Linked DNA regions of Homo sapiens: region 2 is linked to region 1. Evidence: read pairs that join two places in POLR2A ChIA-PET (ENCODE). Cell type or tissue: OCI-LY7. All regions are shown on one strand. Links, peaks and the distances in the headings refer to the core of each region. The heading gives the core; the rest is flanking DNA. Region 1 holds the start of NEK10 (NIMA related kinase 10). Region 2 has its middle 17 kb from the start of SLC4A7.

The links. ChIA-PET counts read pairs that join two places held together with the same protein. Peaks named below come from ENCODE experiments on the same cell type or tissue, not always from the same donor. Only the 100,000 strongest peaks of a DNase experiment are listed, where the experiment ranks them.
Region 2: POLR2A ChIA-PET joins it to region 1 with 16 read pairs; 2 of 35 experiments call an interaction of 5 or more read pairs at or near these places.

Annotation. Positions count from the first base shown.
Region 1 is chr3:27,367,575-27,371,971 of GRCh38, reverse strand. NEK10 (NIMA related kinase 10) reads left to right here and starts at 2,589. Exons shown (of 36, transcript NM_001394966.1): 1 at 2,589-2,747. RefSeq lists an enhancer at 2,831-3,331. In OCI-LY7, for the core only: no CTCF peak of the experiment used is centred there; a DNase peak (open chromatin) is centred at 2,461; H3K4me3 peaks cover 930 bases.
Region 2 is chr3:27,499,258-27,503,654 of GRCh38, reverse strand. No RefSeq gene overlaps it. Among named protein-coding and RNA genes, the nearest start is that of SLC4A7, 17 kb to the right of the region's middle. In OCI-LY7, for the core only: no CTCF peak of the experiment used is centred there; no DNase peak of the experiment used is centred there.

The DNA of each region.
Region 1 (4,397 bases), core at 243-4,242:
CACTTTCCTTTTGTGTTTTCTGCACTGAAAAACATCTGATAACCTCACCATGAATTTGATAGCCTTTGGAATAAGATGGGGATAGACACTTATGTTTTTGGAAATTTCATTTGAAAATGTAGTTTACATTTATTTTAGGGGAAAATTTTTTTTGTCAATTTATAATTCCTAGCTACAGACCTTTGAGATTCTGCAAGAGGAGAGAGGAAAAGAGTTAGCTCTCTTTGATCTGGCCAATAAAGGCATATCTGATCTCTTGAGTATCACTTCTTTTCATGGTTGACCCATACGTTCCTACCTCTGTGCTTTTAATGAAAACATTTCTGCTGTTTAGAAAACCTTTCTGCTTTTCTTTCAAAGCCCAATTTAAGTTCTGCCTTTACTTCAAATTGTACTCAGCCTTCTGCTTTCAGTCTACAAGATCATTCTCATTCCTCCACTTAGATTGTGTGTGTGTGTGTGTGTGTGTGTGTGTGTGAATAGCCTTTTCTTGTTCTAGACCATTGGGCTAAAGTATTTATAAATTTTGGGAAGTGGTTTTATCTTCTTGTTGAGGTGATCCTGAATATCTACTTACATGCAGATTTGTTACCTTTATGCTGTAGTTAGGACATTATGCTGTTTTACTTTTGAACTGTATAATTTACGTTATGCATTTCATTTAAAAAAAGGCCTTAGAAAAATATGTTTTCATAGTTTTGAGCCTTGCTATATAAGCTATAAGCTTGGTGCAAGATCTCTTGTGGGATTTTATTTTGTGTCATTTTACAGAGGGACCCTTAACATTTGAGATGATAGTGTATGTGTCTTTTAGAGGCAGTGTCATTCTTGCCTCTTAATCGCTGCAGCTTTCAGGGAAGTTCAGGAATATTCTGGGATGGCCAAAACATTAGTTTAAGACTTTAATTTTACTGAGTAGTGGAAAGATGGGAAGCACAATTGGTATTCTGGTGAAGATGAGAAGTTCAGTGCAGTCATGTCTCACTGCTTAATGTTTATTTTTTGAGATAGAGTCTTGCTGTGTCTCTCAGGCTGGAGTGCAGTGGCATGATCTTGGCTCACTGCACCTCTGCTTCCTGGGTTCAAGTAATTCTTGTGCCTCAGCCTCCTGAGTAGTAGGGACTAGCATGTGCCACCATGCCCGGCTGATTTTTCTGTTTTTAGTAGAAACAGGGTTTGGCCATGATGGCCAGGCTGGTCTCGAACTCCTAACCTCAAGTGGTCCTCCTGCCTCGGCCTCCCAAAGTGCTAGGATTACAGGTGTGAGCCACCAAGCCAGGCCGACTGCTTAACATTTAGAATGTATGTACAGAATACTTTTTCTACTCAGCATCGGTCTTCCTGCCCCGTCACCTTGTTTTGTTTTATTGGTAACATTAATCCTGATTGTTTTAGATCTCTGAAGTTTAATTAGTTCTGCTATACTCACCAGAGTTTGGCTTTCATCTCGCCTTTCTGCATTTCCAAAATAGGACCGTCTTCATTTTAAAAAATGCTTTCAATTACCCAAGCTTAAGTATTGTTAATCCAATGGGCCTACTTACTATCCACACCAGAAAAACGTTAGGGTTCACTGTATTCATTTAAAATCCAGTTTGGGAAGATGTAACCACCAGACACACACACGAGCGTTTAGTGATACCAAGATGAGGTTGAACAGGGCCCAGTACTCGAAGAAATCGTCGAAGGAGCATCATCGTGGTTAAGACCAGACTCGAAGTAGGTTTTACCCTGACTCCATCACTAGCTCTGCCATACTGGACTACTTAGGAAACTTCTTGTGCCTCCATTTTATAACTAAGTGAAATAAGGAAAGAATTTGAAATCGTGCCCGGCACAAAATTAAGCACTTAATAGATTGGCATTTTTCATTTATTTAAAGTTACAGAATGTCAGGTATATTTTTAAAGCGTTATCTAATGCAGTTCAGAAATTTTAAAGAAGCTCCAGACTTTCACAAAAGGTGAAGTGACTTGCCCAAAGCCACAAAACGAACTGGCGATAGTTATACTATACAGGTTTCTTGAATCCCAGGTCACTCTTTTTGTGAAAAATACGGTGCTGTGGCACCTTATTCTCATTGCCTGTGGCTTGAGTAACTGAAGACGTTTTCATGCCATATGAAAGGTATTTAGCATGCTGCATTGATTCCTTATCAGATTAAATCTTTGCTTTTAAAGAGAATTGATTTTTAGCCCATAGCAATTCTTGAAAGTAAACACTCCAAGATGAAGCTGCCCTTTCCCATCAAAGGTTAGACACCCTAAATCCAGAAAAATCTTCAACGTGTAGGAGACCTGTTCACAGGTAGCTCTAGGTTCCGGTGAAGTGGCTGCAGCACAGCCTTCAGCATCACTTGCTGCCTCTTCTGCTTGCAAGCTTGGTGGTGGATCTAGCGCGTCTCTGGTTGCTACGGCGATTCCCCGGCAGGCGTCATCCGTCGCTATGGCGTTCTGCACTGCGCAGCATGGCTGCTCCCGATTGGCTGAGGCGCCCCAGGTGGCGGAGGAAGAATTGTCGGCATTGGCCTGGCCAGCGCTGGTTGGTGGCCTGGAGGAGGATTTGATTGGAAAACCAACGGTGCAGCTGGCCGCGGTGTCCCTGAGGTTGAGGGGACCGGGAATAGGCTGGGGGGAGGACGGGACGGGCTGAGACTGGACGGGACCCCCGGTCTGCAGCAGCAGGTGACAGCAGCAGGGACAATGATAAGGAGATTGGCCTGAAGGAGGGACCGTCCCTCCCGCGCGGTGAGTAGGCGGGAGCCGGTGCTCGGCTGTGCCGGCGAGCAGCTTGAGTCAGGGTCTCCGGGGAGACGTCCTCAGGTCCCTGTGGAGCGGCCCCGAAGCCTCGGGAGCCAGCTTCACTAGACAAGAGGCAGAGGTAGAGAATGCGGCTGTGGTGGGTAAGTGAGTCACTGCGTGAGGCAGTCTTTTCAAAGCAGGTGGGTTTGTGTTGGACGGATGGATGGTGGGAAAGCGCCATCAACGATGCTTCTTGGCGCTTCCATTTTGATAACGGAATTATTCTGGTTAAATGGAGCCTGAATGTGTCTCTTCCAATCTGCTCCGACGCCTCTGGAGGTTCATTCTTCATCTCTATGAGCGTCGCTTTTCTGCCTTCTCCTTACAGGATGCTGCTTTGACTTTGCCCCTCTGCTTTTCTGCCCTACTTCGGTGAGCCCTTCCACTTCCTCGCCTCAGGCACCATCTATCTGACGATGATTAGAAAGTCTCCAACTGGAACCTAGCCTGCTCTACTAACTGTCAGACCCCAAAATCCAGCTGCCAAGTTAACGCCACACATGTGCAACCCTGAACGCCATCTTCCCCATGTCTGCTGCTGCTCTTGGATTCCCTATTTTGGGCATCACTATCCATTCAGCTTTCAAAAACTACACTCTAGACGACATCCATGACACTTACTGCTGCTTCCTCTGCATCTCTATCAATTATCAAGACTATCCCTTCTTAATAGGTGTTGAATCAATTCCCACATTACCATCTCTATTTTTACTGTCTCAATTTCCACCATCGGTTGGTTAAATTCAACACCCATCTGGCTTCTCCGATTCTAGTCTGGCCCTATCTATCCAATCCACTTTTTTCCCCACCATTGTTGAACTGATATATATATATGTGTATATATATATATATGGAGTCCTTCTAAAAAAGACTCCTTTTTTAGAAGGAGTCTTGCTGTGCTGCCAGGCTGGAGTGCAGTGGAGCGATCTCAGCTCACTGCAGCCTCCGCCTTCCGGGTTCAACCAATTCTCATGCCTCAGCCTCCAGAGAGCTGGGATTACAGGCGCGAGCCACTACGCCTGGCTAATTTTTGTATTTTTAGTAGAGAAGGGGTTTCACCATGTTGGTCAGGCTGGTCTCGAACTCCTGATCTCAGGTGATCCACCCGCCTCAGCCTCCCAAAGTGCTGGAATTACAGGCGTGAGCCACCGTGCCCGGCTAAACTGATCTTTTTAAAACGCACATAAGGGCATTTCCCTTCCCTACTTAAAGTCCTGCAATGATTCCCCATTACCCTAATCCAATCTTTAGTTAGGCCTTCTATCAGCAGTTCCATCTTGATTGTTCCCAGAATATGTCACATTCTCTCCTGTGTGTAATTATCTCACCTGTTGCTCACACTGCCTGGAATGGACTTTCCTTTTTGCACCCCCACACTCCTGCTCTCACTCCCCAATCATTTTCTGTATGTTGCTTGATTACTGTTTCTTTCTCTGGACTGCCTCTGTGACGGCAGAGACCATCTTTGTCTCAGTCACTATTGTTATATATATCCAGCATTTAGCCCAGTGCAAGACATCGTAACAGGTGTTCAACAAATACTTGTTAACTGACTGAATCTCTAAAATGAGAAGTTACTGTTTGCCATGGTATCTT
Region 2 (4,397 bases), core at 331-4,330, 130 kb before region 1:
AAGCTGAGCAGGGTGAATCACCTCAGGTCAGGAATTCGAGACCAGCCTTGCCAACATGGTGAAACCCTATCCCTACTAAAAACACAAAAATTAGTCCGGGCGCAATGGCTCATGCCTGTAATCCCAGCACTTTGGGAGGCCGAGGCAGGCGGATCATGAGGTCAAGAGTTCAAGACCAGCCTGGCCAACATGGTGAAACCCCATCTCTACTAAGAATACAAAAATTAGCCGGGCATGGTGGCAGATGCCTGAGGTGGGAGAATCACTTGAATCCAGGAGGCGGAGGTTGTAGTGAGCCAAGATCATGCCACTTCCTTCCAGCCTGGGCCACAGAGCGAGACTCCGTCTCAAAAAAACACAACAAAAAATTAGCCAGGTGTGGTGGCGCACTCCTGTACTCCCAGCTACTTGGGAGGCTGGGGCAGGAGAATCGCTTAAAGCTGGGGAGGTGGAGGTTGCAGTGAACCAAGATTGCACCACTGCACTTCAGCCTGGGTGGCAGAGTGATACTCCACCTCAAAAAAAAAAAAAAAAAAAATATATATATATATATATGGGGTCCTTATATGAATTTATAAAATTATTTTAAACAAACATTGAAAATTATTTCTTTCCTTTTTTTTTTTTGAAACGGAGTCTCACTCTCTCGCTCAGGATGGAGTGAGTGGTGCGATCTCAGCTCACCACAACCTCCGCCTCCTGGGTTCAAGCAATTCTCCTGTCTCAGCTCCCCGAGTAGCTGGGATTATAGGTGCATGTCACCATGCCCAGCTAATTTTTGTACTTTTTAGTAGAGATGGGAGTTTCACCATGTTGGACAGGCTGGTCTCAAACTCCAGACCTTGTGATCCACTTGCCTCGGCCTCCCAAAGTGCTGGGATTACAAACGTGAGCCACAGCACCTGGCCAAAAATTATTTCTTAATAAATGTAGAGTATCCCAAGGTTACTACCTTGATGCAGAAATTACAATTTAAATGTAGAAGTTCTATAGTAAATATCTTTTTTTAAAAAAAAAACTTTTTTTGGTCAGTTCCATTTTTCTATATTGTCATTTCTATTTTCTTTCTTTTTTTTTTTTTTGAGTCACAGACTTGCTTTGTTGCCCAGGCTGGAGTGCAGTGGCGAGATCTCAGCTCACTGCAAACTCTGCCTCCTGGGTTCAAGTGATTCTCCTGTCTCAGCCTCCTGAGTAGCTGGGATTACAGGTGCCCACCACCACACCCAGCTAATTTTTGTATTTTTAGTATAGATGGGTTTTCGCTATGTTGGCCAGGCTGGTCTCGAACTCCTGACCTCAAGTGATCCCCCCCACCACCTTGGCCTCCCAAAGTGCTGGGATTACAGGCGTGTGCCACCACACCCGGCCTGGTTTTTTATTTTCTTAAACATTACTTTTTCACATAATCCCAGACACAAAAGGAATCTGCAGCTGGCCAGAATGTGGTTATTAGGAATAACCTATTTCCACAATCACATTATTCTCATAATTTCCACCATGACTTGTTTGCTGATTTATTGGAGCTTCCAAATTATGATTTTGTTCATTTCTTGAATCCTTGTGATAATCTATTTATTTTGCAATACCTTCTCTATCTAGGCCAGACACAGGCTTATTAGCTGTGTTACCTTAACTTCTTTATGCCTCAGCTTCCTCATAGGATTGTAGTGAGGACTAAGGAATTAACATATGCAAAGACCTTAGCGTACTGCTTGGCATATGGTAAATGCCACACAAGAACTTTATTATAGGCCGGGGTGTGTTGGTTTATCCCTGTAATCCCAGCAGTTTGGGAGGCGAGGTGGGAGGATTGCTTGAGACCAGGAATTGAAGACCAGCCAGGCAATATAGCAAGACCCTGTTTCTACAAAAACATATTTAAAAATTAGCCAGGTGTGGTGGCATGTGCCAGTAGTTCTAACCACTTGGGAGGCTAAGGCGGGAGGATCGCTTCAGCCTAGAAGCGCAAGGCTGCAGTGACCTATGATTGTGTCACTGCACACTACTCTGTTGTCCAGGGGAGTGCAGTGGCTCGATTTCAGCTCACTGCAACCTCCGCTTCCTAGGTTTAAGCAATTCTCCTGCCTCAGCCTCCCAAGTAGCTGGGATTACAGGCACGTGCCACCACACCTGGATAATTTTGTATTTTGGGTAGAGATAGGGTTTCACCCTGTTGGCCAGGCTGGTCTCGAACTCCTGACCTCAAGTGATCCACCTGCCTTGGCCTCCCAAAGTGCCAGGGTTACAGGTCTGAGCCATCATGCCTGGTCCCAATAATTATTATTATCTGGCCTTATGCATCTAGGTCAGAGGTAAACAAAGTTTTTCTCAGAAGGGCCACATAGTAGATATTTTAGGCTTTATAGGTTAGATGATCTCTGTCACAACTATTCAACTCCACCATTGTAACACCAAAGTCAGCCTTAAATAATACATAAGTGAATGAGCATGGATGTGTTCCAATAAAACTTTATAAAAACAGGCAGCTGGTCAGTTTTGGCCCATGGGCTGTCATTTGCTGATCCCTGACTAGGCCTTTTCAACTAAGGTTTGCATGTGGATGGCTGGGAAAGGCTTAGCCAGGAGTCAAGAATGGAGGAGCAACAGGACCCCAGTCATCTGAAGCCCAGGTCACAGTAGTAACAGGCCTCTGTAGATATTATGGCCAAAAGTAAGGGCAGAGTTGGCATCCCCATGGACAGTGGAGGTAGTGGTGCTGACAGGCTACAGCTGGAAAACAGGAAGATGACTCCATGTATTTCACTTTCCAGAATTAGTTTTGTCCTGACAAATTGATTCAGTGAGCATTTTATAAACACCTACTCAGTGCCTATGTATGTAGAAGTTTACTGTTGATCTACCTACGCAAATGCCATATTTCAACCAGCTAATATTCAGTAGCCATCTCTAATTTAATTATTAAAAACTAGAGAAAGGTTTTTGAGGGTGTTGCAGTCCCCAGATTTCTATAACATTTTTTTTTTTTTTAATGAGATGGCGTTTTGCTCTTGTTGCCCAGGCTGGAGTGCAATGGTGCCATCTCGGCTCACTGCAACCTTTGCCTCTCGGGTTCAAGAGATTCTCCTGTCTCAGCCTCCTGAGTAGCTGGGATTACAGGTGCATGCCACCACACCTGGCTAATTTTTGTATTTTTAGTAGAGATGGAGTTTCATCATATTGGTCAGGCTCATCTCGAACTCCTGACCTCAAGTGATCCACTTGCCTCGGCCTCCCAAAGTGCTAGGATTACAGGAATGAGCCACTGTGCCCAGCCTACATTCTTTATTCTTACAGTTTTTGGTGAACCTAAGTAATAAGAGAAACTGGAACCTATTTAGTTATACTGGCCCCTGACCTGTTTGGCAATTACTTCCCTCAGGACTGGCCTCAAAGGAACCAGAAAGTTAAGCTTCATGTGATTGCCTAAGTAGAGATAGTAAAGTAGATCTAGACAGATATATACTTGTTTTCTCTATGAATTTGATGTCTTAATGCATTTGGCAGTCAGCATGTCTTGTTTTGCAACAGTCTGCCAGTTTTGTGTGGCACTCTCCTTAAGATAACAAGATTTCCATGCTTGAGTACCAGATAGTCTGGATTCACATTGTACTTTTCAGGGGTAGAGCTTTTCCTACAATCCTGAGGATGATCCAGACTTAAGTTGGGCTCTTATGATATATAACAAAAGGCTTAGATTGATTCATTCAGGAAGTATATTAATGTTAGCATCTTAGTTTATTTCCTTTCAATCATCTAATTGTTAACTTTTTTATGTATTACCTTCAGTTGATCATGTATAGATAGCTACAATTGATTCTATAAAAAAAAAAAAAACTTTTTTCCTTCTGCTCTCACATACTGAACACTGGACACCAGATGTGTGTGGGTTTTTCTCCACACACCAAGCAATTCTCTAGTGGACAATAGCTGGGTGTTCGACAATTAAATTCAATTCTGACACTAACTGGAGTCTGCACTGGTTAAGGGCTCACAGGTTAAGGGCTCAATCCCACAAGAAGACTGTCCCACACTTGAGAAACCAATCCCAAGCAGTAGGTTTCTGGTTACTTACAACTTCTCCCCCACTTGGTTGGAGGTTCTCACAATCCTCTCCTCAGATGGATTAATTTGCTAGAGTGGCTCACAGAACTCAGGAAATACTTATATTGACCAGTTTATTATATTAATAAAGGATATGATAAAGGACACAGAAGAACCATTAGATCAAGAGATACATAGGGCGAGGACTGGCAGGGTTCTCTCCCTGTGGAGTTGGGTTGTACCACCCTCCTGACATATTTATGTGTTCGCTAACCCTGAAACTCTCTGAACCCCATACTTTTTGAATTTTTATAGAATTCTGGATTCTATAAGAATTCTGGATTATTAAGTCCATT